3 separate regions of the Mus musculus genome follow, and all the other regions are linked to region 3. The links are chromatin loops, found by intact Hi-C in ENCODE. Cell type or tissue: heart. All regions are shown on one strand. Each heading gives the region's core, and the rest is flanking DNA. Links, peaks and the distances in the headings are about the cores only.

The links. Peaks named below come from ENCODE experiments on the same cell type or tissue, not always from the same donor. Only the 100,000 strongest peaks of a DNase experiment are listed, where the experiment ranks them.
Region 1: a loop joins it to region 3, with 5 times the contacts of the local background. A loop is called at or near these places in 35 of 42 quality-filtered maps.
Region 2: a loop joins it to region 3, with 3 times the contacts of the local background. A loop is called at or near these places in 16 of 42 quality-filtered maps.

The regions. Positions count from the first base shown.
Region 1 is chr3:51,579,376-51,590,097 of GRCm38, forward strand. No RefSeq gene overlaps it. Among named protein-coding and RNA genes, the nearest start is that of Setd7, 24 kb to the left of the region's middle. In heart, for the core only: CTCF peaks have their summits at 4,388 (motif pointing right) and 8,700; DNase peaks (open chromatin) are centred at 4,416 and 4,706; H3K27ac peaks cover 448 bases; H3K27me3 peaks cover 442 bases.
Region 2 is chr3:52,237,005-52,247,726 of GRCm38, forward strand. It overlaps Gm30125 (a long non-coding RNA gene), which reads left to right and starts at 443. Exons shown (of 2, transcript XR_375648.1): 1 at 443-491. It also overlaps the pseudogene Olfr1398-ps1. In heart, for the core only: CTCF peaks have their summits at 5,673 (motif pointing left) and 6,796 (motif pointing right); a DNase peak (open chromatin) is centred at 5,657.
Region 3 is chr3:51,646,923-51,657,644 of GRCm38, forward strand. It overlaps a transcript of Mgst2 not described here. Among named protein-coding and RNA genes, the nearest start is that of Mgst2, 8.9 kb to the right of the region's middle. In heart, for the core only: a CTCF peak has its summit at 5,505 (motif pointing left); DNase peaks (open chromatin) are centred at 2,669, 5,509 and 6,039; H3K4me3 peaks cover 1,087 bases; H3K27ac peaks cover 3,070 bases.

The DNA.
Region 1 (10,722 bases), core at 1,248-9,247, 68 kb before region 3:
ACAGTCGGTGCTTTTACCCGTTGAGCCATCTCACCAGCCCCCGATCAGTCAGAATCTTAAGACAGTGCCACACACTGGTGGCTTAAACAGCAGATATCTGTATATTACTCTTCTGGAGGTTGGTGATGTCACCTAGCTTATGGACAGTGTCTTTTTGCTGAGCTTACATGTTGGTCACGGGACACAGCTTTCTGGGATCTTGGATATGGATCTAATGCCACCACAGGGGTTCCCCTGGTGACCCCAGCTCTGAGCACCATTACTTTAGAAAGTAGAATTTCAACACACTAATTTTATGGGAACTATAAACATTTAGCTGCTGTAATGGCAGGTCTGGGGTTTGGTCCTCAACCGAGAATTTCCAGCACTGCTGGAAAAACTCTGGCTGCTGGTTCCAAACTCACACTCTGGGACCACTGCTTTATCTTATTTCACTTTTAAGATAGGGTTGATTATGGCCGGCAGTGGTCTCAAACTCGTTATGTAGCCAATAATGACCTTGAACTTCTGAGTTTCCTACCGCTACTTCCCAAGGGTTAGGATTACAGTGTGTGCCACTACACCCGGGCTTTGTGCACACTAGGCAAGCACTCTCACAACTGAGATGGATCCGCAGACCCCGCTGCTCTGTTGTAATGGGTGAAAGGTGCAGGTATGTGAGGAAGGGTTGCCTTTCACGGTAGCAGAGGCAACCAAAGTAATATACGGACATGCACCAGTGCCTCCTTGAGGATGGCCTTCTGTCCTTGTCAAATCAGGTCAGTGGCTTCTAGGCCAGTATTCAGGACAGAGGTGTTATTTAATAATAATAACAATAATAATAATAAATAACAACAACACGTTCCTAACATTTAAAGGCTAGGAACTGTTGTCCAGCTAATTAAGGTCAAAGTCTACCATTGTCCAGATAACCTTCTGGGCTCAGAGCAAAATGGAGGGCTTCCTTTATTAGCAGGGCTTCCCATTCTCTGACCTTAACCCCCACACACCTCTACCTGCAGAGTGTCAGCCTTGATTAACATTACAGGGTCAACTCCTTTTCTCCCAGTAAGGACCCGTTCAGCTAACCCATGAGATTCCTAGGCTGTCTCTCCATGCTAGCGAGGCATCTCTGTACCGCAAGCCTTCAGCCTTTGCCCACCCAGGGTATTCCTGCCTCCAAAACTATGCAATCCTTGAATCACTCCAGGTAAAGTTGACCCATCTTCCCGAAGCTGGCCCTGGTCACTGTCATATGTACTCACAGGGCTTCGGAACCCCCTGTATGTCTCCTCTGCTCTATTTGGCCTCCTGGATCAATGTCAGCCAGTGGTGCCCAGGGGCAGGGTGGGTCACAGGAACCATAAGTAGTGGGTATGTGCACTATTTAGTAGAACTTTTTTTTTTTTAACTCTTTCTTGTTTTTCTCAAGAGAAAAAAAAAAGGCAATTAATTTGATAACACCACAGCGTTTACAGTCTAGCAGAGCCAAACACTGCTCATTGGTTGACAGCTAAGGACCAGTAAGTGTCTGGGTCCTGGAAGGGTATGCCTTAACTCTAGAGCGGTCTAAGATTTCGGCTCTGTTCATTTCCTCTGGTTTCTTCTCTTCCTTCTGCCCTCCGTTTCTTCTTCCTTTGTTGGTTGTTGTGGGATTTCTTTCCTGCCTAAGATTGGTCTGCTTGGGATGTCTGCTTCTATTTGAATGAATTTTGATATTTTGCATTTTTCTGCAGAACCGTTCATTGTGAGGGGCTGGGAGATGGTTCAGTGGGCGAGTACTGGCTGAGTACCTCCTGAGTTTGGGTGCTGGGGAAAATCCATGTAAGCTGAGCATGGCTGTCTTCCTCTACTGCTCTGACATAGGATCTCTCACTGGACCTGTAGCTCACCAGTGGGCTAAACTGGCTGGCCTTAGAGCCCTTGAACCCTCCTGACTCTGCCTTCCAGCCATGGGGAGAGCACTTACAACTCTAATTTTATACGTGGGGATAAACTCAAGTCCTGGTGCTTGTTGTGGCAAGCTCTCTTTACACACTGAGCCATCTCTCCAGCCCACAAATGATTCCTTTTGTAAGAATTGTACTTTGTGGGTAATAGCACAGACTGCTCTTCCAAAGGTCCTGAGTTCAAATCCCAGCAACCACATGGTGGCTCACAACCACCCGTAATGAGATCTGATGCCCTCTTCTGGTGTGTCAGAAGACAGCTACAGTGTATTTATGTATAATGATAAATAAATCTTTGGGACTGAACAAGTGGAGTTGACCAGAGTGAGTGGGGCCAACTGGAGCAAGCAGAGGTCCTAAAAATTCAATTCCCAGCAACCACATGAGGGCTCACAACCATCTGTACAGCTACAGTGTACTCACATACATAAAATAAATAAATCTTTTTTAAAAAATGACGCTTTCTTATATGTGTACACGCCACTGCATTTTCGCAATCTCAGCTTAGAGTATTGTCCTTTTTTTTTCTTGATTAGGCTAGCAGATATGTATATATGTACACACACACACACACACACACACACACACACATATTCACCATTGCTGTTCTTTTGCTTTGTTTGGTTTCCAGGGATCCATCCCTTCCCTCCTACACCTCACCCCCTCTTCCCTTCCTTTCTTCTGCCTCACTGAGTAACACTGGCCGGGAACTCACTCTGTAGACCAGGCTGGCCTTGAAGTCAGAGATCCTTCTGCCTCTGCCTCCCAGATGCTGCGATGGATGGCGTGTGCCACCACTGTCCAGCTTAGATTATTTAAGATATCCAAAAACATTGTAAATGCCATGCAACAGTTATTCTACTGTAATGTTTAGAGAATGGTGGTGACGAATCAGGATACGGTCAGCACCACGGCATCCCCCAAATCTTGTCAATTATAGTTGGATGCACAGATGCAGAACACACGGGTATAGGTATGACTGACTAGAGTGTTAGTTCTGCCTTTCTGTTTTCCTTAGACTTTAAAACTTTTTTTGAGTTGAATAATTTTCTTCAGGTTCATTCTTCTTAAATAATTTTTAAGTTAGTATTATTTATTTACTTGTTCCTGTGTTTGTTGATTTGTGTTGTTCCGTGGGGCACACGTGGAGGTCAGAGAACAGTTATGGGAACCTTATAGGAGTCAGTTCTTTCTTTTTAACTGTGTGACTCCTGGGAACTGAACTGAAAGGTTGGCAGGGTGGGCCTTTACCTGAGCCGTCTTGGCAGCCCAACAAATGATTTTGAGAGTTTGGGTTTTCCTTTTAAGACAGACAGACAGACAGACAGATACAATCTCTGATTATATTTCACAGGTTTTAATAAGTAGGATTTTCCTTATTATTTGCTAAATGATCTGGCCTTTTGTCTTTATTCATGGAAATGGAGGATTTTTAGACACAAATGATCCATCATCTTTAAGCCTTGCTGTTGGGTGATGCTGGCCTGGATGCTACTTCTTTTTCTCGAGGCTTCTGCAGATTAAAACCAATAAAGCCTTTTAACAGAATTCCTGTGTCGTGTGTGCTCAATAAGGCTAAATTGCCCTTCTCTGCAGTTTGGGAGGAAATGGAATTGGAAGATGGAACTCCGAGTCCTAACTCTGCCACTTTTTATTGGTAACCAAATAAATAACGCGATTTGAGCCTGGCTTCGTGTACAGCTGTAAGGCTGCTCTGTGTTCTCTTCTGTGCAATTTAGGGCTGCGAGGAACTTGGAATTAGTTTCAATTAGGCTGGCTTAATGATTTCTAGGCCCACTTGTTAGTTGAGTCAGCTTGGCCTTGGGACCTGGAGATGCTGAGTACAGCTCTTGCCGCAGTCAAGCTGATGCCGTGGCTTCCTTGTATCTTCCTGCTCCACACAGAGGAGAAAAACATCCAGACGACCCTGGGCGCTCATTTCCTCCATCTTCTTAGGATAGGCCCTAGGGTTGGCTGGAAGAGATGGTAGCCTGGTGTCAGAGCAGGCTCTGTGGAGACTCTTCCAGGAGGGGCAAAGCTCTCCTGTCACAAAGGTCTCTCCTGCTCAGTTTTCTGGTTGATTTGGCATTTCCTGTCCACAGACTTGGAGATTGTCTTGGCTGTCTCTCTGGTGTGGCTGCCTTTCTGTGACAGGGACCTTACAGCTGCCATAACATGGCTACTTCTTTGCCTGTAGGTTTTCAACACCTGTCCTGCTTGTACAGCCCATATGATTTGATGGCCACAGAGACATACTTTACACCTATGGTGTCTTATAATCCCATAACAGATGATACTATGGAAACGGTGGAAACACCCGGTGCTCAGAAAACACCAGAAATTCCCCCTGAAAGAAGCAGAGAAATAAGTAGAACTCCAACTGCTTTGGTTTGACCCAGGATTTCAACTCCAGGGAGCCATTCCCATCCTAGACTTCGCGGTTTTCCTGTAGGTGGCGCTAAAGGGTCTGATTCCACCAGAGTCTGTTTCTTATGACAAGATTACAGCAGAGGAAAGTGTATGGAACACCATTTCTTCTTTGTCCGCTAGCCCCACGAGGGTGAGCGGCAGCCCCGAGGTAACATGGCGATGCCACAGGAGAAAATTAACATACGGTGATGAAAATATACTTCTTTGAGGAGTGATTTAATTCTAGACAGATTCTGCTTACACAGTCTCAGAAGAGGCAGGAACAAGTGTACAGCCAGCAGCAAGGCCGTCCCTCGAGGTCCCAGTGTGGAGATGAGGTAACCCATGGCTTCTCCACCCCTCACTGCTCCTTTGATAGTTATTTCCTTGATTTCATAGGGTAATTGTGGGCCCTGCAATATCTGAATGTTCCTCAGCTTCCTGTTGACTGTAGGAAATAATTTGTTGGTGTCTGGCTGTCGGAAGTCCCCTGCGAGGCACATCTGGTTTTCAAAGGATCGACAGTGTGCGAGACCTCCCACTCTTCCTCACAGCAGTCTTACCCCCCACCCCCCTTAGTGCCTGCCATTCAGAATGTAAGCCATCAACTCCCTGTTCTTGCCACCGTGTCTGCATCTTGATGCCATGGTTCCCTGCCTTGGCAGACTCTTATGTTTTTCTTCTGTGAGTTGTCTGTTTGTGGTGGGGTGTCATAGCAATGGAAAAGAGACCGACATGCTCCACACGCTGTCTTCTGAGACCCGCTGGAGCACACGTTAACACATTCCCATCTTCTCTTCCTAGCTCAGCAAAAGAGGGATTCTCTGGAGTCCAGGTCACTCCCCAACGAACATTCTCCTTGGACTCAACTTTCGTTTGACTTATATGCTTGCCTTAGGGCAGCCAGAGTGATAATGGATGTCTGTGTGTACACTTTCCCAGGGGATGCAGGGGATGGTGATGCAGGGCGAATGGAGCTCTTGTAACTATGTGTCAGTTAGCTTCCATTGTAACAAGAACATAATTTAAGGGAGGAAGGGCTGGATCCACGGTTTCTTGGCTCTGTTGCTTCTTGGCCCCCACATAATCAGGCAGCATAGCATGAGCATGTGGCAGAACAAAGTGGGTTAGCTCTCAGATAGCAGTGTGCACTGGTGAGAGTGTCCTAAGGGAAAGGCATTCCTCCACAGATCAGCCTTCTCCATCCAGGCCCCACCTCCCAGGAGTCCACTCATCTAAGGTCTGTCAGTAAACTAATCCACTGTAGAAGTTACTGCTTTCCTGGTGTTTGCAAGCTCCGCTCAGAACTCACTGGCTGGCAGCTGGCAACTGAAGGCTGCTCGGGTCATAGCATGTGCAGCTGTGCCCTTCTCTCCATCTTAGCATGGATCCTGGGTACAGGGCCCAGGCTAATAGACTTTAAGCTGGACCTTGCTGCTGCGTATGATGGAGACACAGCAACCAAATGGCCCGCTCTTCTCCTATATCCTCCAGATCATACATTCCTTCTTCCAAATGCAAAACCTCCCCTCGTGCCTCTGGCAGCCAGCAATCAGAGACAGCCAAACTGCGAGTATCACAAATTATTTATCAATGAAGTGGCATGGTGTTGCCTGTGCCCTGGACTACTTGATGCTCCACCTTACCTGCCCTTGGGAGTTGGAGGTGAGGTGGTGCAGACTCCCATAGCAGGTGAGAGATGCCACAGAAAGCTCATCTGCTGCAAGCTCCCTTTCATACCCTCCACCAGCAGCACCCCACTGGTCCCCAGAAAGCATCTCTTTTAAACTGCAGTTCCCGATTGGCTGGCATTGTCTGTGTCAGCAATCCTTGGTCTCTCAGGCAGTCCTCAATCAGGTCCTCTTGTAGGAGATGTGGCTGCGAGGCCTCTGGCTTTTATGCCACTCTTCCTCCTACATCATGGAACCTAGCCTTCCCTGGGAATCTGTAAGGAGTCCCTTTCCCTAACACTGCCACATGGAATCCTGTCATGTTTTCTCTGTGGCATTAATATCTCTTCTAGTAAATCTTTGCCTAAATAGCAATCTGGCTCAGTGTTCCTTGTGAGTCCTGATTCCCAAACATCCAGCCTCAAGCATTGAATCCGTGAGCCTTTTAAAACATTTTATACCCAAACCACAACACACTGCAAAGCTGTACACCTCGGGCTCCTGAGTTGGAAGGGGTGATAGGAACTGAGAAGAAGTTGATAGAGGACAAGAAAGATAGAGTGAAGATAGAGTGACCTCATGGCAGAGAAGTAATATGGTTCCAGGATTTCCCAAGCTGCTTTCTTTAAAAATTTTTTTATTACATTTTATTATTTTGATGGTGGTGGTGGTGGTGGTGATGTGTGTGAAGAGGTCAAAGGACACCTTGCAGGGATTGGTTCCCTTCTTCTACTGTGTGTGTACACCAGAGATGGAACTCAGGCCCACAGACCTGCTATCAGGTGCTTCAAACCACTTCGCCATCTTACCTGCCCTTCCTAGATTTCTAAAAACTATACTTCACAGTTTGAAATCTAGGATCTGTGACTTTCAGTGATTCCTTGGTACAACTCAAACAAGGGGAGAGCGTTGATCTCATCAGACTGCCCCAGCTATGAAAGGAGTTTTGTGTCCGCTGTACAAATGCCATTTAAATCTATTCATTTCCTGCTCTGTTCATTCCTGAGTCATTCATTTGAGCCTTCTAATATAACCTGGCTCCCCAAGAGGCTGCCCCTAAGCGCTGCTCCTCTTAACAGAACTCCAGGAATTCCAAAGATAGTTCAATTTGGCATTTTTGGGGGGATGTTCCCCAAGGAAATATTAAATCAGGTTTATCTCTCACAGCAAAATAATAAATGTTTTCTAGTGTATAAATTAGTCTCCTGACAATTCGGCTATAAATACACACAGTAGAGCTTGAACTAAGAAAATTGAGCTTATTTTTAACAGCAGGTCAAATAGTTCTTCCTCAGAACATTTATCTTTAACTTTTCAAAAGCAATTTTATGGCATTCATTCATTCATTCATTCATTCATTTAGTGCCTAGTATGTATAATGGCTTCTTGTAGGTACATCATTGAGCAGATCAACAAAACTCCTGTGGGTTTTTTTTTTTTTTTTTTTTTTTTTGCTTTTGTGAAGATAGTATCTTGGAACATTATGTGTGTATTTATTTGTTTGGGTGATTACAAATACATTTTTTTTTACATTTACATGTGTGTGTGTGTATGTAAGACAGACAGCGAGAGAGAGAGAGAGAGAGAGAGAGAGAGAGAGAGAGAGAGGGAGGGAGGGAGGGAGGGAAGGAGGGAGAGAGAGAGAGAGAGAGAGAGAGAGAGAGTGAGTTTGGGGGTCAGTTCTCTCCTATCATATGAGTTCCAGAGTACAAACATGGGCCATCAGGGTTGATGGAAGGTGACCTTCCTCTGTCAACCACCTCACAGGTCTTAAAGCTATTTTTAAACTAATACTAAGGACATCAAAGCTGCACATACGAACAGGACACCGAGTCTGATTAATTTGATCATCCCATTTTCCCTTCTTTTGTAAGACTCACATGGATGGGGCCGGTGTTGCTAGTGACTGTCTAGTTCTCACACAGGGCCAGGTCGTAAATAGACACTCAAATATTTAAAGAAAAAAAAATAAACCAAGCTCTCAAGGCTGTGTAATATTACATTGGATCTCCAGTGATTGATCCTCTGAGCCTACAGCTACTGTGCAGGCTTAGACATTACTCATGGGCATTGATGGTTTGCTCCAAGGTCTCCGGCAGTCAGTTTTTGAAGGGGCAGGAAATGACAGTGATGGTCAAGCAAAGGGTGGCCCCAAGTTTAGCTTTCTTGGGCTGTTCCCCGAGCATGGTGCTCTGTGAGTTCTAGATTGGGGGCTAACCAGCCAGCCAGCCGGAGGATGTGGGAGAAGCATAGGCTATTCTAGTAGAACCAGGATGAGTTGGCAAGGCAAGAGCTTCCCACCCAACTCTGTCCACACCCCTGCATTGTCTGCACTGAACTGGTGAACCAGTAGTTGCTGGTTTCAGAATCTGAGGCTTGGAGCAGCAGCGGGGAGAGAAACCTGCTCTAGAGACATCCGAGGCAAACCTAGAGCCGAGATTCTGTGCACTCAGCTTTCCAAGTGCAGTCAAGCACATGCATGCATAACAATCAAGTATGGCAGAGACCGGTCAGGCAAGCCTTTGAACTGGCTGGGCCTCTGCTGTGGCAAGGGTGACGAGGTGAATGGGTCAGGACTTGGATGGCAGCAAGGGCAGAACTCTAAAACCCAGCTCCAATGGGGTGACCCAGGAGCAAAGAGCCACGATTTGCTGCTGGAGTTATCTCAAGTTGGGAAGTTCCTCTACTCCCCTCTAGGGGAGGAAAACCATGACTTTGTTTTGGGCCTCATTCATAGCTATCCCCAGCCACGGGTTAGGCACACCTGCTTGGATGATGCTGACCTATGCTAGACCAGGCAAGCCTGTTGTTACCCAGGCTCTGTTTCAGGAGAGTGCAGGGGAGGGAATATGTGAAAGAATGGAGATTTCTTTTTCTCTCTTCTCTTCTCTTCTCTTCTCTTCTCTTCTCTTCTCTTCTCTTCTTTCTTTCTTTCTTTCTTTCCCTCTTTCTTTCTTTTTTCCTTTCTTTTTTCTTTCAGACAGAGCCTTGCTGGGTAGCCCAGGCTGGTGGCAAAGTCCCCATGTCTTTGAGCACTCCCATACCCAGGTGCATTAATTTTAATTATCAACTTTACTGAAATATTTACCCACAATGGAACCTTAGATCTCCCTTCTCAGAGGAAGCCACAGAGCTGGGATTCAATGAGTTCTAACTCCAAAGCTGAGCATTGAATCCAGTGTATTAGTAACTTCAAAATGAGGAGACCACACCCGAGGCTTGCAAAGCTATTTCAAAGGTTCTATGGCTTAGGGAGTTTTAAATATACAGTTGTTATTCTCTTCCAAACTTAGCCCTTGCTGTCCTGGAACTCACTCTGTAGACTAGGCTGGCCTCGAACTCAGAAATCTGCCTGCCTCTGCGTCCCAAGTGCTGGGACTAAAGGTGTGCTCCACCACTGCCCAACTTAAATTGTATTTCTGACCACATGCTCTTCTTGTTGTACTCCCATCTGGAGATGCCCGAGTCTCCCCTTTGTGAATGTCTCACAAAGAACTAAAGAGATGGGTTGCAGGATATTTGATCATCCTGTGAACTCCAGCTGTAATAACCCACTGAATTATGTACTGGTTTTAGTTGTGGTATGGCTCCGCCTTAGCACACACCTTTAGTATAAGAGCTTTCTGATTGGATATTGTACACAGGATTAAATAAAGTCAATCATAGGTCAAGGAGTGGAGCAAGCAACCACTGAACAGGAAGTGAACATAGGATTATTAAGAAAAAACCATAGAGAATAAGAAGTCTGGAGGATGGATAGAGAGATGCACAGGAAGCAGAAGGGCGGGGCATTCAGTTTGAAGGAGGATTTTTGAGACTGTGTGGGAGAGGGACATTCCTGTTGGGACATCAGTTGAGGAGGAAGGTCAGTTGGGTGCTTTCTCTGCCTCTCAGAGCTAGCAGGTTTTTACCCCAGCATCTGGCTCCTGAGTCTTCATTGGTAAAATTGAACAATTGAGATTTTATTAAAAAAAAAAAAAACAAGCTGGCAGAGGGATTTTCTGTGACTTCAGAGGCTGGGTGGGGCAAGACATTACAGCTATCACTTGGGTCTCTCTTGAGAGGCTACATGCTGGCTTCTAGACCTTGACCACCATGAGTGGGGAGGCCCAGTCTTTATGTTGTGTGAGAGAGGGCAGAGACTACATCTATGGTGATTCTCTGGAGATTTACAGGGCTCAGTCATTACGACTGATCCAGTACAGCAGAAGGAAGAGCCTTGTAGGCTGAAGGTAGGTAGACACAAGCAAGGCTCCCCCAGTGGGCTCACACGACAGTTAGTCTTCATTGTCAATCACCTTGACTACAAACATCTGAGTGTGTCTGTGAGACTGTCCCCTGAAGGGTTTAACTGAGGAGGAAGACTCACCTTGAATGTGGTCTCCATGAGCTGGGTTCTTGGGCTCAATGAAGAAAGATCAAGTGAAGCAGGACCCCCCCCCCCCTTCCCCTTCCTGACGGCAGATGCAGCGTGACCTGCTGCCTCATAGTCCTGCTGTCCAGCCCTGATTTCCCAACCATTATGGACTGGATCTGCCTCAAACACTTAAGTTGTTAATGTCAGGTGTTTTGTCCGAGAAGTGAGAAAAAGATACAAATAGCAACCACTTGTAACAATAGGCGTGAAATGCTGTCTACCTGGAGGTGCTTGGTGACCTGTGGGCTCACTGTGAGGGCGCTTTCTTCCCCGTACTTACCAGATCCTAAGAGGAAGT
Region 2 (10,722 bases), core at 1,440-9,439, 590 kb after region 3:
TTACATAGGCAACACTACCTGATATTACATGCAGAATACAAGTGGAAAACGCTTTCCGTCTTTTGCCTTTGGTTAGAAACCATCTGGTGGTAGAGAAAATGTGCAGGCCTGAGAGGGTGATTGCAGCCAAGATTATTACAATGGTTGCCATGAAAACCATGCCTCTAATCTCCTTGACTGTTACCTGGAGGCCTAAGAGCCTTAAGAGCTGTGGAATATCACAGGGGAAAAATGATGAAGTCTATTGGACCCACAGCATGGTAATGAGAAGGCTGCAGCTATATACAGGAACCCAGACAACATAGCACTGAGTCATGGCACAGCCATTATCTGAATGCAAGCACCTTGATTCATGATCTCATAGTGCAAGGGCCAGGAGATGGCCACATAGCAGTCATAGGGCATCATTGTAAGGGCGGCTGTCTCAGTAGAAGCCAAGTATATGAAAAAGAAGGCTTGAAGAACACATTCAAGGAAAGAAACAAGATGTCGTGAGTACACGGGTTGATAATAGATATGGGAACTGTGACAGAGATGTAGCAAAAGTCTAACATAGTCAACTTTCTTAGAAGTACATTGGGGCTGGCAAGATGGCTTGCAGATGTGTTATGCCCAGATCCAAGGGTCCCCAAAGACCACCAGGAGTTGAGCTTGTATGCAAAAGTAAAGAGTCCCTATTCAAGTTTGAGCACAGACCCTCAGGCCCCTCTGACACAGCTAGGTAATGCAGAAAATCCCAGCACCTAAGGTTCAGCCTTTTTAATATGGTTACAGCAGAGTGAGGGGCTTATCAACTTGGCAGTCACATGATTGGCTAACAATGATTTCAGTTGGCTTAAGTATTTTATCTATATCTACCTATATATTGCCTCTGGAATGTTAGGTATTTTCCTGCTGGTGGCCTGTCTGGGGTGGTTCCTTCCTGGAACAGTTTGTGTTTTTTCCAGTAATTAGAGTTTAACCTGAGTTACTCTAGTATATAAAGTGGAGGCCTGGTTACAAGATGGAGTCTGTCTTGTCAAGTTGGGGCCTTTCATTCCCCCTTCCCAAGTACATAAGGAAGGCCCAATTGTGGGACTTTGGTGTCCATTATTTTTTGGGTCCGAGGATTGATAAGGACCATAAATTGAACTGCATTAATTCATTCTCTAACAAAGTTGGTGTACTGGCTGGTTTTGGGTCTTGACACAGGCTGGGGTTATCACAGAGGAAGGGGCTTCAGTTGGGGAAGTGCCTCCATGAGATCCAGCTGTAAGGCATTTTCTCAATTAGTGATCAAGGGGGAAAGGCCCCTTGTGGGTGGGACCATATCTGGGCTGGCAGTCTTGGGTTCTATAAGAGAGCAGGCTGAGCAAGCCAGGGGAAGCAAGCCAGTAAAGAACATCCCTCCATGGCCTCTGCATCAGCTCCTGCTTCCTGACCTACTTGAGTTCCAGTCCTGACTTCCCTGGTGATGAACAGCAATGTGGAAAGTGTAAGCTGAATAAACCCTTTCCTCCCCAAGTTTCTTCTTGGTCATGATGTTTGTGCAGGAATAGAAACCCTGACTAAGACAGTTTGTAAACCCTTTTAGTATGCAAGGCCTGAAGGTGAGTGTTGTAAGAGTATAATGAGTGGACCAGCAAGGGTAGATATAAAGGCAGTCAGCCAAGGGGATCCATTAAACACGCTTTCACACCATCCTTGCTGTTGTTCCATTTCTCATTTTCTGTCCTGTATTCTGTCTTGGTTCTGCTGTATTTTCCTTAACTCTGCCAGTCTGGTCTGCACAGACACAGCATTCTCCTAATGTGACACAAAGTCTACCTCACTGTAAGAACAATAGATCTAATCCTCTCCTGTTCTGCAACACAACTTCAGCCAGGGAAGAGAGTGATTTTTCTAAGGCAGACATTGATTTTTCAAGTCTCTCAGCATCCCTGTCGATAGCCAGCCTCAACAACCTGTAATGAGCACCTTGCAATACCAGAGCAGAGGTTCCAGTGCCTATGGCCCCTGCAATACCTATACCTAAGAGGGTGGACGGGACAATGGCAGCTATGGGTTCCCTTTTGCATCATACATGAGACCCAGGAGTGAGATGATTAAGGACATCTTCTCCTGAATGATACATTATCCCTGGGATGTTTTGTACCAGGTCACAGAAATCAGGGGAGGCATTTAAGACTCCAGGGTGAATGCATGGAATTAGACCAGTAGAGCATGCCCACCCCATGCTCTCAGGAGGACCCAAGTACCCTGAACCTATCCAAGTTACTGTGGTGTTACATAGGTGGCACACAGAAATACCTATACAGAGCCTTTGTCTCGAGAGCGACTGCAAAGAAGTCCAGCTGGGACCCTCTCGCTGCCATCTGCATTGCTGAGGTTCCGGATAATGTTCTGTTATAGAGGAGTTAAGGGCTAGCCCATCATAATATAGAGAATTGGCATCCAAGCATAGCCAACAGTCCTCAGTAAGATCTGTGTAAGACTGATTGAGCCATTGGCAGGTGGCTTTGAGATGTAATGGGCCAGGGACTCTCTGTGGGGAGGTTCGGACATGGATTTGTCCATGTCGTGTGGTGGTGTCAGTGGATAGGATTGTTTGGGCGGCAGAGGCCAAGACCTAGGCCTATAGGTGCAGGTTGTGTAGGTATTTCTTATCTAGTTTGGTAGTAAAGGGGCTGCCATTTCCCAGTCTATCTTTGTCATAAATTCAGAGCCCCCAGGTTTTCCTAATTCCCATCTGTTAGCCTCTTCCCCCAAGTCTGCAAACCTAATGAGGACAGGGTTGCACTGCCCAGTGTCCGTGGCTGATTTGGTCATCAGACTTTCAGCTTACTCAGTTGAAGTCCATTTTGATAGACGGATCCCACCAAATGTGTTCCATACTCACAATCCCAGGAAGAGCAGAAGGATTCAGCTCCCCCACATTGTCACTGCCAGGTCTTATGGTTTTTGTACCCCAGGCAAACATAGAAGAGATGTGTGCTGAGAAATCCATCAGCCCAAGAGAGCCATGTAGGTTAGCCAGGTCGGAAGTGGAGGTTGGGGAGCCAGGTACAGAGGGGTGCAGTCTTGATCTGCTGGTGGACAATGTCACCAGAAGAGTCCAGGTTAGGTTCCAGGGCTGGTGAGGGCAAGAACCAGAGAATGAGCCAGCAACTCCTGAAAGCAAGATGCAGACAGCACATGTCAGGAGGCTTAGAAGTGCTGGAACGTGAGTGTTAGTGGGTTTCCTTAGTCTCTGAAGGACATCTCGTGGAGACGTTCCCTGAGTCTGGATGTGACATAGACAAGCATGGGATGTATCCAGGTAGCAATCCTGTCAACCTTGAGGGTAGTGTGTTGTTAGGGCCACGATGTTGGGTCCTTTCCAGCAAGGGCTTTAGGGTTTCCTTTCGGTGCCTTCTCGGGAAGATCCAGTCTCCAAGGGCAATAGTGGTGGGGAGTCGGAGTTGGCGCAGCCTCATAAATGGGCTTCGTGTGAGGCCATCGCTTTTTTCAGGTGTGGGCTAGATGTTCAAGAGAGTCAAGTAAATGGTGATCATCAATTTCAGCTAAGACTTCAGATTTTAGGTTAGGTAAAATGGGAGGGGGCCCTTCCAAACATGGTTTCATAAACCCAATGTATAGGATGTGTTTTGAACCCTATTAAAGGCAAAGGGGAGGAGACCCACCCAGTCCCTGCCAGTCTCTATGGTTAATTTAGTAAGGGTCTCTTTTAGAGTTCTATTCACCCTCTCTACTTGTCCTGAGCTTTGGGGCCTGTAAGTACAATGTTGTTTCCAATTTTCTCCAATGGCTTTAGCCATCCTCTGTGTTACCTGAACTGTGAGGGCAGGTCCCTTGTCAGAGCTTAGGAGGGCTGGCATTCTATACCTGGGAAGCACCTCCTGTAGTATCTTCTTGATCACTATCTGTGTCATTTCATGCCTGGTGGGGTAGGCCTCAGTCCATCCTGGAAAGGTGTCTACAAGCACTAGCAGGTACCTGTAATCATATTTCCCTGGTCTTAACTCGGTAAAGTCCATTTCCCAGCGGGCACCAGGTTTGGCACCCTGCCGTCGGAGCCTTTACCCTTTGGCTCGTTATCTGCATTAGTGAGCTTGCAACTCAAGCATTTGGAAGCAGGCTGCTCAGTCGGGGACCTGAGGGTGAGGCTCTTTAGGTCCACCTTTCTTATCAGGTCCTCAGTTTGGAACCCAACAGGGTTGTCCGGTGTATGTGTTAGAGCAGACTGGCTGCCAAATTGCTGGGCAAGATTATTTTACAGTCTCCGATGAGCCACCAGCCATCCGGCTTATGGGACATAGGCAGTTTGTGAGTAGAGATAACATAGAGTATTGAGGCTTATCTGGTAGGACTGGAGCTCCTGGGTCAGGCAGTTGGAAAGTCAAAGCTGCTATAGGAGCTGCTGCCTTGGCTGCCAAATCTGCCCTGGGATTGATTACCCTTTGCCTCAGGCATAGTTCCTTCATGCTGGCCTGGTTGGTATGTAATAATCATTTTTTTTTTAAACAAAGAGTCTCTAACAGGTTTAGCATCTCCTGTGTGTTTTTAATAATCTTTCCTTCGGCTGTCAGGAATCCTCTTTCTTGGCCCCATGAACATACAGGCTATCTGTATAAATGTTGAGTCTTTTGCCTTTTTCCAATTTGAGGGTTTCTGGTAGAGCTATAAGTTCAGCTTGTTGTGCCGAAGTGCCGGGTGGCAGGACAGATGCCCATACAGTTTCTGAGTCTTCTAACACTGCTGCCCCCCATATACTTTTGTCCAGTCACACACAAAGCTGCTTGAACCAAGTAGCTTCTACATTCGGCAGCAGCCGGTTCCATAGGTGTTTCCTGAGTCTGTGCACCTGGCTTGGTATCCCTGCATAATCACGTAGTGGAGTCTCCAAATCTGAGTCTGGTAACAGAGAGGCTGGGCTCAGGGCAGCACTTGGTAGAAAATGGATACACAGGGCAGGGCAGGGTGTGGGGTAGCAGCAGGCTTTCGTGAGTCATGCATGCATTGCTTATCCATCAATCTGGGGGTTGAGAACCCCTTCAATGGATGGGGAGTGGTAATGTAGAGTTCTTGCCCCAGAGTCAATTTATCCATGTCCTTGACTAGAAAGGCTGTGCAGGTGATAGTTTTCAAACAAGAAAGCCATCCAGAGGCCAGAAGGTCTAATATCTTTGAAAAGTATTCTGGGGCCTAACGTTTGAGCGAGCTATGTCTTTGCCTTTAGCCATGTCTTTGCCTTTAGCTATACATAGCTGGAAGGGCTTGGTAATGTCAGGTAGCCCTAGTGTGGGAGTCGTTAATAAGGTCTTTTTGAATCTATTGAAAGTGCTTTTCTGGACTCTGTCCATTGGAAGGCCTCCTTTTCCTTGATGGCCTCGTAGAGGGGCTTCGCCAATTATGCAAAATTAGGGACCCAAAAGTGGCAGAACCCTGCCAACCACAAGAAATCTCTGACCTTCCATTTTGTGATGGGTGGAGGTCTTCAAAATGATCTCTTTTTGGACCTCCGATAGCCATAGAAGCTATCTTTTAGGCTCCCTTTTAGGATGTATCCCAAGTATGTTGCCTCTTATTGGCAGATTTGCGGATGCCCCATAGCCTAATTTCCCCAGTGCCATTAACAGGGCCTCAGTACTCCGTTGACATTCTTTCATGGTCTCTGCTGCCACCAAGAGGTCAACTACATATTACAAGAGGGTGATACTGGGATGTTTCTGCCTATACTGACTCAGAGCCTCCTCAAAGATGGTTGGATCCTTGTGGAAGTCTGCCCCATGTTATTTGTCCATTGAATCCTTTTTTGGGGGTCATGCCACTCAAAGACAAACAGAGGCTGGCTCTAGGGGGGCTAAGGGCAGGCTAAAGAAAGCATCTTTGAGGTCCAATATTGTATACCCACTCTTGGAAGGTTATGACAAATTCAGGAGGGTATATGGGTTTGGTACTGTAGGCTCTATGTTCATTACTCTACTCTTTACTTCTCTGAGGTCCTGAACTCGTCTATAGTCATTGTAGTTGGGCTTCTTGATGGGAAGGAGGGGCGTATTCCATGGGTACTAGTTTGCCAAGTCCCTGAACCTTCTGATGTGGGATATGATACCCGCTTTGGCTTCTTGGGGCATTGGATAGTGTCTTATTTGGACAGGAGTTGCCCCTGGTTTCAGTTCAATCCAAATGGCAGCCCTATGGGCCGCCAACCCTATTCCTCCAGTTTCTGCCCAAGTCAAGGGGGATTTGGTCAACCAAACTGAGATCTCATTTGGGAGAGAGCTTGGTCTTTGTAAAATCTGTATTTATCTTCTAGAGACAGGGTGAGTATGCGAATGAGGTGCCCTCTGGGATCTGTGACAGGGGTGGCTCTTTGATCAAAGGAGATCTGGGCTCCTATCTTGATCAGCAACTCTTTCCCCGGGAAGGGGTAGGGGTAGTCTGGTATGATTATGAAGGAGTGGGCTACTGCCCCATTCTGAGATGAACTGTTCTTCGAGTAGTCCATGTATATTGATTCATACCAGTGGCCCCTTATACATGGGATTTCTTTGAGGACAATTTGCCATGGGATTGGATTAGGACTAAATATTGTATCCCTGTGTCTCCTAAGAAATTAATGAGTTTTCCCTCCACTTTAAGGGTTACTCTGGGTTCGGAGAGGAGGGGTCTGAACCTCGTCCCCTCTAGTCACTAAATTCTTCCAACTCGAAGACCTACAAGATATCTCTTTGGAGGTATCTTCTGGCAGTCTTTGACCCAAAGTCCCATCTCCTTACAGTTCTCTTGGAGCCTTGGCTTCCTCTCTTCATTTGCCAGCCACGAGATGGCGCAGTTGGTGGTTTTTTTCTCGGCGAAGGAATCTGCTGCTGTGGCCAGAAGTATCATGGCCAAGTTTTGAGTTTGTGGCTCCCTGGTGGTGGTCACGGCTCGTAACTGTTTCTTCTCAAGTGTTTCTCTGTTGTTGTACACTTTCCACCAGCAATTCCTGCTAACTCTTGTCCTCTGGTCTGTCTATTCTCTGCAATTTGCACCTGATATCAAGGGCAGCCTGATTCACAAAGGCCATAATGACTACTGATTTCTTCTTTGGTGCCTCTGGATCTGGGGGTGTATAGGTACGATAGGTCTCCACACTCCTTTCTAGAAAGGCTGCAGGTGATTCTATCCTTTCCTTTTGCACATTATGTACCTAGGCCAAATTATGTACCTAGGTCAGTGTGCAGCACTCTGAGACTCCCGTTAGAGTCTAGAGGAAGATCCAAAGCCTCTCCCTTACCTTCCTCGGAGTTAAAATTCCAGTCTCGTCTGGTCAAGGGATAGCCTACATCAAGCAGAGCCTGGCTAGTAGTAGGAGTCCCAATTGCTCCAAGAACCAATATCTGGGCCTTATTTAAAATCCTCTCTTGCTCCGGGACAGTGAAGAGGATCTGTAAGAGTAGTTGACAGTCATCCCAGGTGGGTTGGTGGGTAAAAATGACAGAATCTAATAAGTCAACTAAAGCAGCTGGTTTCTTTGAGAATTTAGGGTTCTGAAGTTTCTAGTTATATAGATCACTAGTGTTGAAGGGCCAGTATTGCATCAGTTGGTTCCCCTCATCGTCTTGTGGGCTTATTGCCCTCAAGGGGAGAACTGTGGACTCAGCCGCAGGCAGTGGAGGCAGCTGTCATTGGGCTCACCAAGGAGGGTCCTTGAGCCCCTCCTGGGGCCTCAGGGTGAGACCTTTGGTGATCCCCTAATGGGGGTCAGTAAGGCAGGGGTGAGAAGACGAAGTCCTCTTCAGTGTCAGTGTTAAGACAAGATAAAGATGGGCCATAGGGTTAGTTTCAGTTTTTCATTTCTCACTGTTTTCCAGGGTACAGCAGTGCTTGGCTTCTGTGACAGCAGCAGCAGCTTGAGCCATTTTGGTGGGGCCTGGACCAGATCCTACCAGATGTAAATCTGGTGATGTAGTTTGGGTGTCTCGGTTGTCCAGAGATGATGTCCTTGGTCCTAAAAATTGTGGGCTAGGGGCTAGCCACCTGTTGAAGGTTGGCCATTCATTCCTGCAAAAAGAAGTCTAAACCTAGACTCTAACCCTAATTTTAGAGTCCTTGAAATGGTCTAAGAACAAAGTTAAAGGACTGATCTTAGTCTGTCCCATAACATCAGCCACAAAGAAATAAGTCAGACAGAGAGCAAACAGAAGGACAACAGGCAAGAAGGCACTCAATACTCCTGGGAATCAGGTAAAAAAAAAGGGGGGGGGGAGAAGATGGTCTCACTGTGCGCTTTTGGAGTGACCAGCTTTGTCTCTTCAAGTATACTCGGGGGATCCAATTCCCTATATGCAGGTCTGGGACATCTCCCAAGTCCGGTGGCCCAGGGTTGTCCAGTGCATCTGCCTGGACTGCTTGCAGCTTGCATTAAGGGTGGAATGCTGAGACACCAAGACAGAGGACAAACATTCGGACACTCACTGGCTGGGTTTTGACTCAACAGTTCAGGGGTCCTGGGGAGTGGTGCTTGAAGATCCTGGACAAGCCTACAGATGTTATGCCCTGATCTAAGGGTCCCCAAAGACCACCAGGAGTCGAATTTGTATGCTCGAGCTTGGACCTTCAGGCCCTCTGACACAGCTAGGTAACGCAGAAGACCCCAGCACCTAAGGTTCAGCCTTTTTATTGTGGTTACAGTAGGATGAGGGACTTATCAACTTGGCAGGCACATAATTGGCTAACAATGATTTCAGTTGGCTAAAGTAATCTATCTATATCTTTCTATAGCTTCTGGAACGTTAGGTATTTTCCTGCTGGTGGCCTGTCTGGGGTGGTTCCTTCCTGGAACAGTTTATGTTTTCCCAGTAATTAGAGTTTAACCTGAGGACAGGACCTAGTGTATAAAATGGAGGGCTAGTTACAAGATGGAGTCTGTCTTGTCCAGTTGGGTCCCTTCAGTATGCGTTAACTGGTTGTGTCCCATGTTCTGGGGGCCAGCCATGGTATGCTGGCTAGGGTCCAGCTGTGGTTCTCTATCCTCTGCCTCCTCCATCTCAGGGTATCCAGATGCTGCTGCACACTGAGTGGGCTGAAAGGGTGAAGCAGAGTCTGGAACGGACGGTGTTCTGCAGGATCTGAGTCCGGCTGGTGGGAGTCAGGGGAAGACTTCTCCGAATATCTTAGTGTTACAGGTCCTTTAAGAGAAGGCCTTCTCTGATGGTCTTCCATGAAAGGACTCCCTTAAACAGTCTCAGCGTGTGTGCATACCTATATGCAGGGTGAGCGTGTATACACACACTCCATTCGAGGTGAACCAGGGGTGTATATGGACCTTGGAGAGTGGGCGGGAGTTTTCAGAGTAAATGAAAATCATTGGCTAGAGTTTTAAAGTTCTGTGGATGCCTCATTGGATTCCAGGAATCCCATACTTGCTGGGTGGTTCCTATCTCTTAGGAGAAAAGAGGAAGTTGAACTTGTAGGTCTATGGAGAACTACTTGACCTTTTTCCAGATAGTGTGGGGAGTCAGGATCCCCAGACAAGGTCAGATGAGCTATCTGGTCACCACAGACTGTGACCTCAACTAGCAGGGTTTCCCCATAATAGCTCAGCGCACTTGCTGTTCTTCCAGAGATCCTAAATTCAATTCCCAGTAACCACATGGTGGCTCACAACCTTCTGTAATGGGATCTGCTGCCCTCTTCTGTCTGATGCCCGTTTCTGTCACACAGACATAATGCAAATAGAATACTCATGTAGGCAAAGAAATAAATCTCTAGAAAGAAGCACTTTGGGGTTTGCAGATGAGCATCCTGAGTGGCAAGCACGGTGATTAGGAGGCTCCCGGGGAGAGCTGCCACATAAACTAGCATGTAAACTAGTAAAAATAGAAAAAAAAAATAATGCCATCTAAACCTTCCAGGAGCCTGGGAGTCCCATCAGGCGAAATCCAGTGTAGTTGCTGTCACTGGTAGTTATTCCATTTATTCCTGAGGAAGGAGGAGAGTAGATTACAGGGGTCAAATGAGGCTCCCCAAAGCAATTCAGTATGTGATAATTAAATAAGATTGTGCATATGGGAACACAGAATTCTAATCAAATTCCAAAGATGCAGCACATCTCGATAAATACGTTCAGTTATTAGAGGAGGATGCAAGAGCTATACACAAAAGGAAAATAATAGGAGTCAGTAAATATGCATGAAGTAATCAACAAAAATATAAGGCATTAACCAAAGAATGCAGAGAGGTGCTTATAATTTGGGGAAATTCTTAGAATCATTCCCACCTATTGAATACGCACATGTCTTTATTTTGCTGTGTATTGCTGGCTCATCAGCCTAACTATAGCATAGCAAATGCTTTGTTACAGTTCAAAAGGTCAGTAGCAACACGCGAGAGCTAGTGTTAGTACTATGCAAATATCCTTTATGTCATAACTATTCAGCGACATTGTCATCACCTTTCATGGGCATGTTGAGACACTCACCACAAGCATATTAATATGAGCCTAGAATCTCATTGTAGGAGTAGTTATGGAATTTAAAATTTAAGCAAAGAATATGGCTGAGTCCTGGGTGGATTCCAGTGTGATCAGCAGCAGCAGAGGGGACGAGAAAGTATAAGGATGGGTGTAGCAGAACGGCAAACTGATCTTGCTTCGTATCATTAGAAGAGACTTATAGAGAACGGGTGTAAACTACGTTCAAACAAAGACACAACCAAGTTAGTTTTAGACTTGCACTTAAAAAAATGTTTATTTTA
Region 3 (10,722 bases), core at 1,903-9,902:
AGTCCATCACCACAGGAAGTCCTGATGATAGGAGGGTGAGGCATCCCCAGCCCGGAAGCCAGGGGAGCTGAGTGCTCCTGCTTCGCTTGCTGTTCCTCTCTTACCCAGCCTGGGAACTCATGAGATAGTGCAGCCAGCCACATATATCTTGGATCTCCCCAACCTGGTTAACCTAGGCTAGAGACTAACTCACCTTTATGCCTGGTGGTTTGTCTCTTAGATGATTCTAGATCCTTTCAGGTTGTTAATACATATTTAAAGATAATTTATATGTAGGTGTAGGTGTCAATGTATGATTATGTGCAAATGTGTGCGCGCATGTGCATGCGTGTGTGTGTGCGCGCGTGTGTGTGTGTGTGTGTGTGTGTGTGTGTGTGACTGTAGAGGTCAGAAAAGGGAATCAGATCTCCTGGATATGGAGGTATAGGCTTTATCGAGCCTTTAACCTTCATGAGTGTTGGAAATTGAACCCGGGTTCTCTGCAAGAATAGCACTTGCTTGTAGCCACTGAGCTGTCTTCCCAGCCCTGACAGTAAACATTGACCAGCGGTGATGGCTAATCTCAGCTGTCAGCTTGACCTCTACAATCACATTTGAGACAGGCTCTGCACACGCCTGTGTAGACCAGATTCATTAGTCTTGATTAGTTTAATTGGAGTGGGAAGATCTGCCCATTGTGGGTGGCATCATGATGGCCCCATACATCTACTTGTGAACCAAATATAAACCCTTTCTTCTTTAAGTTGCTTTTGTCATGGTGTTTTATCACAGGAACAAGGGAAAAAATGAACACAGCACTGCAGATGTCTTTATGGATTGTTGACATTGTTGAGACATGTAGTGTCATGTGATGTGTGTGTCATATGTGTTATGCATATGGTGTGACTTGCTATATTGTGATATGTTTGTGTTGTGTGGTGTGTTGTGGTTTGGTGTGGTATATGTCTTGTCATGTGACGTACACATTGTTACCTGTGAGCTGTATATGTTCAGATACACTGAATTTTGATATATGTTGTGATGTGTATACTGTATGTGTTGCTCTTGTTGCACTGTAATGAGCATCGCTGCAATGTGATGTATTGTGATGTGGTGTGTGTCGCAGGTGTTGTGATGCGGTGTGTGTCTCCTGATGTGATCAGAGCATGGTGTGGGCTGTACGTTGTGATGTGTGTGCATTGGGTAGGTGTGCGGGAAGGCGTGTACCAGAGAAAAGGCTTTCCAATAGCTGCAGGAAAGAGCTGCAGCTTAAAGCCTCTCCATCATCACTCAGCCTGTCGCCGCCCTCTCTCTTCAGGACACTCTCTTCTCTGACGTGGGTGGGGATTAGTGCCCTGCCCTGTGTCAGGAATGGAGAGAAAATAGAATCAGATGTGGGTTAGCAGTAGGCTGCGGAAGGAAGAAAAGCTAATTCACTTATAGCCTGCCGAGAGCCAACCAAGTATCCCGGTGGGAGACAGGGGCAGGCAGAAGGCTTCACTTTCTTAAATAGAACTCTGTTTTGACATTCTCCTTGCTGCCGCTCCCCCCACGCATGTCTGTCTCAAGAGCTTTGGTAAGAGGCAGGAGTTTGCCTATAGTTGCCCCATCTGGTGGCAAGGCTGGAGAACTGCAGGCTGCGGGAGCTCTGAGCCATGTCCATCCTACTATGCTCAGACTGCTCCAGGACAAGGAGCAGGCAAAGAGGGATGGAGTTGAATATAATGGGAGGACCGCAAGAGCGCACAATGTGTTGAGCTGGAGAGAGTGACACGCGGAGTTTGCGCCTCATCAACTGTGTCATCATCGGAAGTCCTTCGTCTTTTTTGTTTTGTTTTGTTTTGTTTTTGGAGACAGGATTTTTCTGTGTAGCTGTGGCTGTCCTGGAACTCAGAGATCTGCCTGCTTCTGCCTACCGAGTGCTGGAATTAAAGGCGAAACACTATGCCTGCCTGGCAGTTCTCTCTGTCTTTTTTTGTGCCTCACTTTTTCCTTGTGAAAAATGTGGGTTGTTACTGTGAGGATCTTGTGAAGACCTGCCAAGGTAAAGTCGCCCATAAGAGTAGACACTGGACCATGTGATCCCTGTCACGAGTCATCTCTCTTCCCTGCTTCACCCCCACCTTGAATTTCCCTCCCCTAACATGACTGTACAGCTGTTCTGAAGTTTCTGCTGTAGGCACTGGTGCGTTGAGATTCGGTGGGCACCAGAGTAAGAAGCAGGTTAGGGGCGTGCAGCCCCCTAGATCTGGGACACTACCAAGGCCCGGCTATTACTACTGATAGGGTCATGTTATGTAGCAGTAACTGGCCTGGAGCCCATACTGACCCTGCCTCTCTGCCTCTTGAATGCTGGCATTAAAGGTGTGTGCCACCATACCTGGCTACATTACTAGTTTATAAGATCTTCTCCAGGTCTGGAATATTACTAGTTTTATGATCTTAAAGTAACATTTACAACAGCAGAAGTCAAAGGCACCAATGGCAAAATAACTTGCAGAAGACCAGCGTCAGCCACGCCTAGACCTGGCCATTTGGGTTAAAGGTGAGAGGGAGGACGGATGATTCTTACGAATTGGAAACAACAACACATTAACATTTTCCTCTCATGGACTTTCTTAAACAGTAGGATAGCCTCTCTCTCCCTAGCAAGCTTTGGGATCTAGGCATGTGATTTCAGAGGGCGGCTCCTGCAGGAACTTTGCTTCTTCCTGTAGCTTGACCTCTGTCTCCTTTGACAGAACGTTTTTTTAAATACATGACTCAACTGCTGAACATTCCCAACCTGGTATGCGGAAGATACCACTCAGGAGAGTAGATTCACACAGCCCTAAGGCTTCTGGGGGCCTGCGGGTTAAGAGCCGTGACTTTGCCATGGACTTGGTGGGCTGGATTCTATTAGTATTGTAAGCGGTGGCACTTAACTGAGCTACTTGGTCAGGGTCCATTTTTCCTCTCATTAAGTAGAGCCACCTTGAAATAAGTCAGGCAGGGCACACATCTTCCCCACTTCCATCATCAGACTCACCAAGGGGCTGCTCTCTAAGTTTCTTGACCTCATCTCTGTCCCAAGCAAGCACTCAGGTCAGTGTTCCATCTTGGCTCCACTGTAGCTGATCAGCATCCTTGAGGTTTGGGGTGTGGGGTGCGGGTGAGGAGGAGGCTGGGGTGTGCTGTGCGGTTCTGCCACTTGAGAATTTCCAGCCATGCTTCGGATGCTCCTGGCTCCTGTTTAGAGTGCCGCTCTGGTGCAAGTGCGAGCCAGAGCTGTTAACTTGTAATGAGGCCGTTCCAGTGGCTACTCTAGCGTGACAGACAAATCACACCTGAAATTTAGGGCTAGGAACAACATTTAATTCTGCTCATGGGTTATGTGGGTCAGTGGGACTGGCTTGTGTCTCAGCTGGGGACATCCAACGTTAGTGAATTAGAGCCATGGGAAAACATCCTCAGTAAGGTCATGCTAACTGTTGCCTGGACCTCACACATGGGGTCTTCACGTGGTCTACACTTCATCTCCTCATGGTGGCTTCAGGGAAGCCAACTTCTTATACTGAAGGCTCCGCTTATGGGTGCATCGCTGAGCAAAACAAATGCTGTCCTACGTTGTCTTGGAAGCATCGCCTGTCATCACGGTGATTATAAAAGAATAGAGGCCGCTTTAGGCTCTCAGAAAGGATATTAGCAATCTCAAGCTCACGATGACAGACGTGTCAAAGAGTGTGTAGATATATTCTCAGGCTGCTATAGGGACTGACCAGTGGGAAGCTAGGCATAGAAGGTGAATTCTCTCTCCTTCCTCTCGGGGGTCAGAGACTGTGGCTGCTCTGTTTTGTAGAACTGTTTTCCCCCACAGTCTGTCCTGAGATGTCTCGAGATGTCAGCTGGGCCTGTCTGTTCAGTGACAGGTTCTCACCACAGCTCATCTGAGTGGCTGCTGGCCTGGATGCACGCTGTTTGCTTTGCTCTTTCTTCCTCCTGGATTCCTGGCTCGCCAATTCTTCCCGCTCTGGTGGTGTTATTCAAACATGCACCTGCATTTAAGCTTTGCCCAATGCTGCCTCCCACAAGGACCCTCCACATCCATCATGCCTCCCATGCCTACTGATGTGGTCCTTCAAACCTCTTTCTCCTCCACTCACTGTGTCTGCCCATACTGACACCCCAGTGGCCAGGGTATCCTAATACCCTTTCCTAACAGACCCCTTCTTAGGTGCAGTAACCATACTGCCCCATTACCATCCTGATACCACAGTGAGACTTGGTGCAGACATCTTCAGCAAATCTTCCAGCTAACGGTCCTTGGGTGGTTCTGCAGCCTCAGCACCATGGACCCGGTGAGCAGGATCATTCTTTGTTGTGGGCTGTCCTGTGCAGTATAGGATATTTAGTAGCATCCCTGGCCTCTACCCACTAGGTGCCAGTAGCATCCCACTCCTCAGCTGTGACAAGTTTTTAAAAAAAGTCCCTGACATTGTCCACTGTCAATGGTGGTGAACTAAGCCAGACTGAGTGCCTCTGTTATGAGGTAAGCATGCCCAGGATGGCCCTGTGTGGGCACACCCTGGCTCCTCATTTGCTCTGCCCTCCCATATCTCCAGAATTCTTTGATCATGATTTATCCTTTCCCTCCTTAAGCATTCTTACTGCTGTTCCTTCTGCTTACACTCCATCACACACACACACACACACACACACACACACACACACACACACACGCACGCACGCATCTTTTCCGCACGCACGCGTCTTTTCCCCAGACCATTCTCCTGACACTTGGTTTGCTAGCTGAATCAGCACTCTGCATCTCTCTTGGTTTTAGCCTTTCCTTTGTTTACCAAGCCCGACTCTCACACTAGTGTGAACCTGATGCCCATTTTCTGCCTGGTCCAGGGAACCTTTCCAGAGTTCACCCGACTCTCTGACTTGCTCTTCTGTAGTGACTTTAGGCAAAGTCCGAGCAGAGCTATTTAGTTTTATTTTTAAAGTCAAGATACTCTAGAAACCACAGGTCAATGTTCACAGCAAGTTGTCAGCTTCCTCAAAACATTAAAAAAGAAAAATCCAGTATCTAGCATGTAGGAGTGCTTTTTCCTGGGGTTTGCCACAGACCCGGGCAGTGGTTTTCAAATCTGAAGTGTTTTTTGGATGCGCTGTTCTTAGGTGGATGTGAATCTGTGTAGTCTCTGTGAGTAGCCTGGTCTGGAATTGTTAGTTCTGAGTGGGTCAGGGCGAAGGATTCTTTTGTATTCTTGTACTTGTGGTTTTGAGCTGTTATGTGCGCTGCTTCTTGTCAAGGACTCTTGGAGATGCTCTATTTGTTGATCTCTGAAACACTACGTTTTTATAGATCATTTAAAAATGATCCCAGCAGACTTTCCCCCACCCACCACTTCATTTCTAACTGACTTGTTCCAGTTTTGATGCCGTGCATCCTTGGGGTAGTAATACCTGAGAGATCAGAGTGGCTTGCCTCCAAGCGGCAGATACAGTCCTGGTACTCTTGGGACTTGCGCCCCCTTGTGGTTTGACAAAATAGGTTATCAAGACCCGTAGGTAGAATTGAAGGCCCTGCTCTGACCAGGTGACTCTTTAGGCGCCTCCTCCTGCAAACTAGGGGTGTACCAAATCTGCAGAGAAGAACGTGAGAAACAGACTCGGGGAGTGAAGGGAAAAGAAGGGTTCACTAGGTAGCTTTGTCGGGAATTTTGGCCCCAGGTATTTTTGGGGGGTTGAAAAATGTCAGTGACCGAAATTCTGAGAATGTTTTGCCAAAGTCTCAGGAACAAAGGCTAGAACCAGACACAGCCTAAGGGCAGCAGGAGGAAGGAATACATAAAGGAAGAAAACAAATAAAAGCTGGTGCCTGAGCTTTGAGGTCTGTTGCGGCCTCTGCTGCACCCTCCTGGCCTCCTGAATTACTCCGGATGGGGGCGGGGTGAGGGGGTTAGGGGGTGGGGGGAAGGGCGGGAGAAGGGAGGGCCCCGCTGGGGCTAGTAGGTTTCTTGTTTTTCAGTGTCACTTTCCTTCCTGCTGGCCTTGGCTTGGCCTGCGATCTGGTCAGATGAGTATTTTCCTGAGTCATGTGGCCACAGGCTGGAGCTGCAGTTAACTGTTGGCCAGACCCCCTCGGCCCAGATGAAGGCTCAGCGCTGCATTTTAAAGTGAGGGGGAACCTCCTGGTTTCGCAGTTGGTTTAATTGGCCAACCTTTTCTGAGGGCTGGAGATAGAGCTCGCTCGACCTTTTCCTTTTGGCTTAACAAACCCCTGAGAGACATGGAGGAAAGCACACTACTCCACGGTTTCTCAGCCCAAATGCTGTAGGTCATGCAAACGGCAGATGTCTTTCTAGGTTCCATAGGATCCTAGTGACGGGACTGGGGCAATGTGTTCATGCACAAAATAACGTGGAAGTCTGAGTGACACACTGAGCAAGAGGAACTAGGCAGAGAAGCTTCAGGAAGGTCTCTGGCCACTCTTGTGTTAAAAAAACAAAACAAAACCCAAGAGATTCCTGAGTTCCATAGATGTTTATTTACACGCCCCCCCCCCCCCCGCCAGCAAGTGCGCGCGCGCGCGCGCGCGCGCACACACACACACACACACACACACACACACACACACACACACTCACTCACTCATCTGAACATGAGACCCTCCACTCTAGATGCACATCCAAGCCAACTGCTGAGGAGGTACTGGTGGGTGAAGGTGAGACTTAGGTAGCCTACAGCAGCACTCATCTGTGTGGTGCCCTCAGGTCTCTCTCCTGAGTCTGTCTGCTGGTCCGTCTCTACCAGATATTACCCAGAGGTTCCTCTGGTGAGAACCTGGACTTTGTTTTATCGGCTAGTCACCTCTCCAAGGTTCCGCCTATCCTCCTCTCTTCCTTCCCGCCTCTGTGGATCATCACAGACTTCTCTCCTTCCTGGACAACAGTGGTGCTCACCTTGGCCATCAACTCATTCATTCTCACTGCTCAGGGATCTTCAATCTCTGGGATGCAGTGAATTTGGTACAGTACAGGGATGATACAGACTAGGAGTGTAGATAAGGCATGTTATCCCTGCCAAAGAATTCAAAGGCACTGCTGGGCACGGTGGTGCCCTTCTTTAATCCCAGCACTCGGGAGGCAGAGGCAGACAGCTCTGTGAGTTCCAGGCCAATCTTATCTACAGAGCAAATTCCTGGACAACCAGGGCTACGTGGAAAAAACCTGTCCAAAACCAATCTACCAAACAAAAACAGATTTAAAAAAATGTGATGAACAGCAAGTACCAACAGGGAAATCTCACCACAGACAGAATTAGCAGTTAAGGTTGTCATTTATTGTGGGTTGGGAAAACACACACATGCAGCGCACATAGAGAAAGAGACCCTCTGTGAAGGAGAGAGGGGGGGACTCTGGAAGCTCAGAAACTCTAGTCTCTCCTAGAGGCCTGGGGGTTTGGAGGCCTTGGAAGAGAGAGTCTTCCTCTCTTACTTTAGGGCCAGTGAGTTGAAGATGGGCAGGGTGGCTGATTGGTACACAGCTGTTGTGACACATCCTGATCAGGCTTGAACTTGTTGAGTCAGCCCAGTAGCAGGCTTCTTTTCGAAGGCCAGGAGGGTAAGGAAGAAGCCAGCCATCTTGGAAATTTGCTGCCTTTATTACCTAGTGATGACTGCTCTGTGTGTCTGTCTAGGGAGCCTGTCTAACTTCTGTTTTTTTTTTTTTTTTTTTTTTTTTTTTTTTTTTTTAACTGAAATAATAAAGCAAGCCTTGGAAGTTCAGTGGATCTTGGTTTCTGGATCTGTAAAATGGGGATCGTTTACAACCGCATAGGAGTCTTGTGTGAGTTCTGAGAGACTGTATGTGCTTCCTGATATAGTAAGAGAGCTGAAGGAAGCCCAGAAATCTGCCCATTTGTACCACTTCCGATGGTGTAGCTGTCTGAGGAGTGTTCATTGTTGACTAACTGAGAGGCTCTGCACCGGGTGGTGCACGAGGAGTGGGGGTTAGAAAAGTCAGGTGCAGGGCTGCAGACATAGCTCAGGGGTTAAGAGTGCTTCCTGCTCCTCCAGAGGACCTGGGAGTTGTCTGCACTTTTGTCTACACAGTTGTTTTTTTGGTTTTTGTTTTGTTTTGTTTTGTTTTTGTCTACACAGGTGTCTACAAAGTTGTCTGTGTAGTCCTGGCTGTCCTGGAACTCACTCTGTAGACTAGGCTGGCCTCGAACTCAGAAATCCACCTGCCTCTGCCTCCCAAGTGCTGGGATTAAAGGTGTGTGCCACCACTGCCCGGCTAGTTTTTTTACACAGATTCACAGAGATAATTTTGGGCATGGCTGTCACTGGGTGAGGGCTAATACCTTGTCTTTGTTGTTTTGTTATCTTTAAAAAATATGTTTCTTAAAGATTTATTTGCACACACACACACACACACACACACACACACACACACACACACACACGGCTTCAGAGGGAGGCTAGGGGTGTCAAATCCTTTAAGAACTGGCTTTGCAAGTGATTATAGTCATGTGACACCTTTGCAGGGGGTGTGTGTGTTGGGGGTGGGGACCTGAACTTGGATTCTCTGCAAGAGCAGTGTATGCTCTTAGCTGCTACACCATCTCTGCAGGTCCTTCTTCTTTCTCTTATGACAAGGTACTCTGTGTAGCTCAGTAAGGCCTCATGCTTCCGTGTATGGATTACATACAGTCCCTGTACCATGATCCCCAGAAATTTACAGGGAGCTACCAGGATGACCTCAGGGACCATGGGCCCACACTGAGCACCGCAGGCCCTTGACTTGGGCCCCAGTCTCTTGTTGCTCTGAGCCTGGTTGAGTTTATGCTCAGACCCTGAGCATGGCCTTCAGGGACGATGGCAGAGTCCTTATCACAATCCTGTGTGAATGCATGGAATCCAGCATGGCGTTCAGTTGAAAACAGTCACAGTCAAGGCTGACTATAGCATTACTTGGAAACAGATTATTACATCAGTTTCATTTGTTGTTGTTGCTGCCAAACTGCCAGCACGCAGCATGTCATCCACTTGATGAGTTAAACTTGTGTTTAATGTGTGGTACCTTGGAAACTGGCTACCGTTTATGTGCGTGAGTTGTGTGCCTGTGTGCATACGGGTGCTGAGTAAGCATGTGTGTATGAGCGTGAATGTGTGCTGGTGTGTGTGGCTAAGAGCAGGAACGGACATAGATGTGCATGTGTGCGTGTGTGCGTGTATGTGTGTGTGTGTGTGTGTGTGTGTGTGTGTGTGTAGGGCTGCAGGGTGCTGAGGGAGTTGGAGGAGGATTTCTATTTCTCTTCAGTAGCCTCTGGAATTCTTTTATCTTATCCTCTCCTAACCCTTAAATAAACTTAGGATGAGTGAGGTTGAGGCCTTCTTCTGTCAAAAGCCATCGTGAAGCCAGTCAAATGGTAGTTCCAGTCTTCTGGGGGAACCTGGGGAGCCTTGGAAATGATACCTGCATTTTGGAGCCTGTGTTATGACACGGCGTGGCCTCATCAACACACAGGGCTGGTCACTCTGTCCTTATGGAGGCTGGCAGCCATGGCTTATGGTAGCACACATGGGTGGCGATGCCTGTGGACAGCATCGTGTTTGCTCCCTCGTGTTATTTCATCTGCGTGTCTGAGGGGTCCTGGAAGGTCAGAACTATCACTTGTCTTTGAAGAGAACGCATGTGCAGGGAAGAGTAGCCTCTGGCTCCTACCCTGGGCTGTGAGCATAGGTCAGGTACCTTTCCTTACTTCGAAAGAGTCGCCTTCCGTTTCTTGCATTTTGTTCTTTTATCTTTGGGTTTGGGCATGGCACTCCAGTGCTGGATGTCGGGAAGTTTCTGCCAAGGCTTGTTCTAACATGACTAGAAGCCATCTGCCCTGTGCCTTGGGCACATGACTCCTCGAAATGGTAAAATGCTTTTGTCCTCTTCAGTTGGCTTTTCCTCACATAGGATTGATAGCGCAAAGCGCCTCCATTTCTGAAAGGCAAGAAAGACAGACCATGTTGTTTAGCTTTTTGTTACTGAAACAGAACACAGGAGAAAATCAGTTAAAAGGAAAAGAGGGGATTTTGGCTCATGGTCTGTTGCTTTGGGCCTGTGGTAGCACAGTGCCTCATAGCAGGAGGATGTTACATGGAAGGCCTGTTGGTCTCATTGTGGCTGGGAAACGGGGGAGGGGGGTGGGAGGGGAGGAGGCAAGGCCTCAATCTCTCTTGTAAGGATACTCTCACAGTGGCCTAACTTCTTCCCAATATGCTTCTCTCCCCCCACCCTCTAGACAGGGTTTCTCTGTGTAGCCCTGGTTATTCTAGAACTCACTCTGTAGACCAGGCTGGCCTCAAACTCAGAGATCTGCCTGCCTCTGCCTCCTGAGTGCTGGGCGTAAAGGCATGTGCCACAAACTCCAGATTAGACTCCACTCGTTAAAGATTTGCCCAGTACCTCCAATGTTTTAGGGGCCAAACCTTCAACACATTGGCCCTTGGAAAACACTTATACAAGCAATGGTATCTTCTACCCTATTGTGTCACATTGCATCCTATTGTATCACACTGTATCTTATTGTATCACATTGTATCCTGCTGCATCACATTGTACCCTAGTGTATCACAATGTGCCGTATTATATAACAATGCATCCTATTGTAACACAATCTATCCTATTGCATCACATTGTACCCTGTTGTTGCTGTTTCCCAGATCTTTGCAGTACATGAGAAATGGATACAATCCCTTGT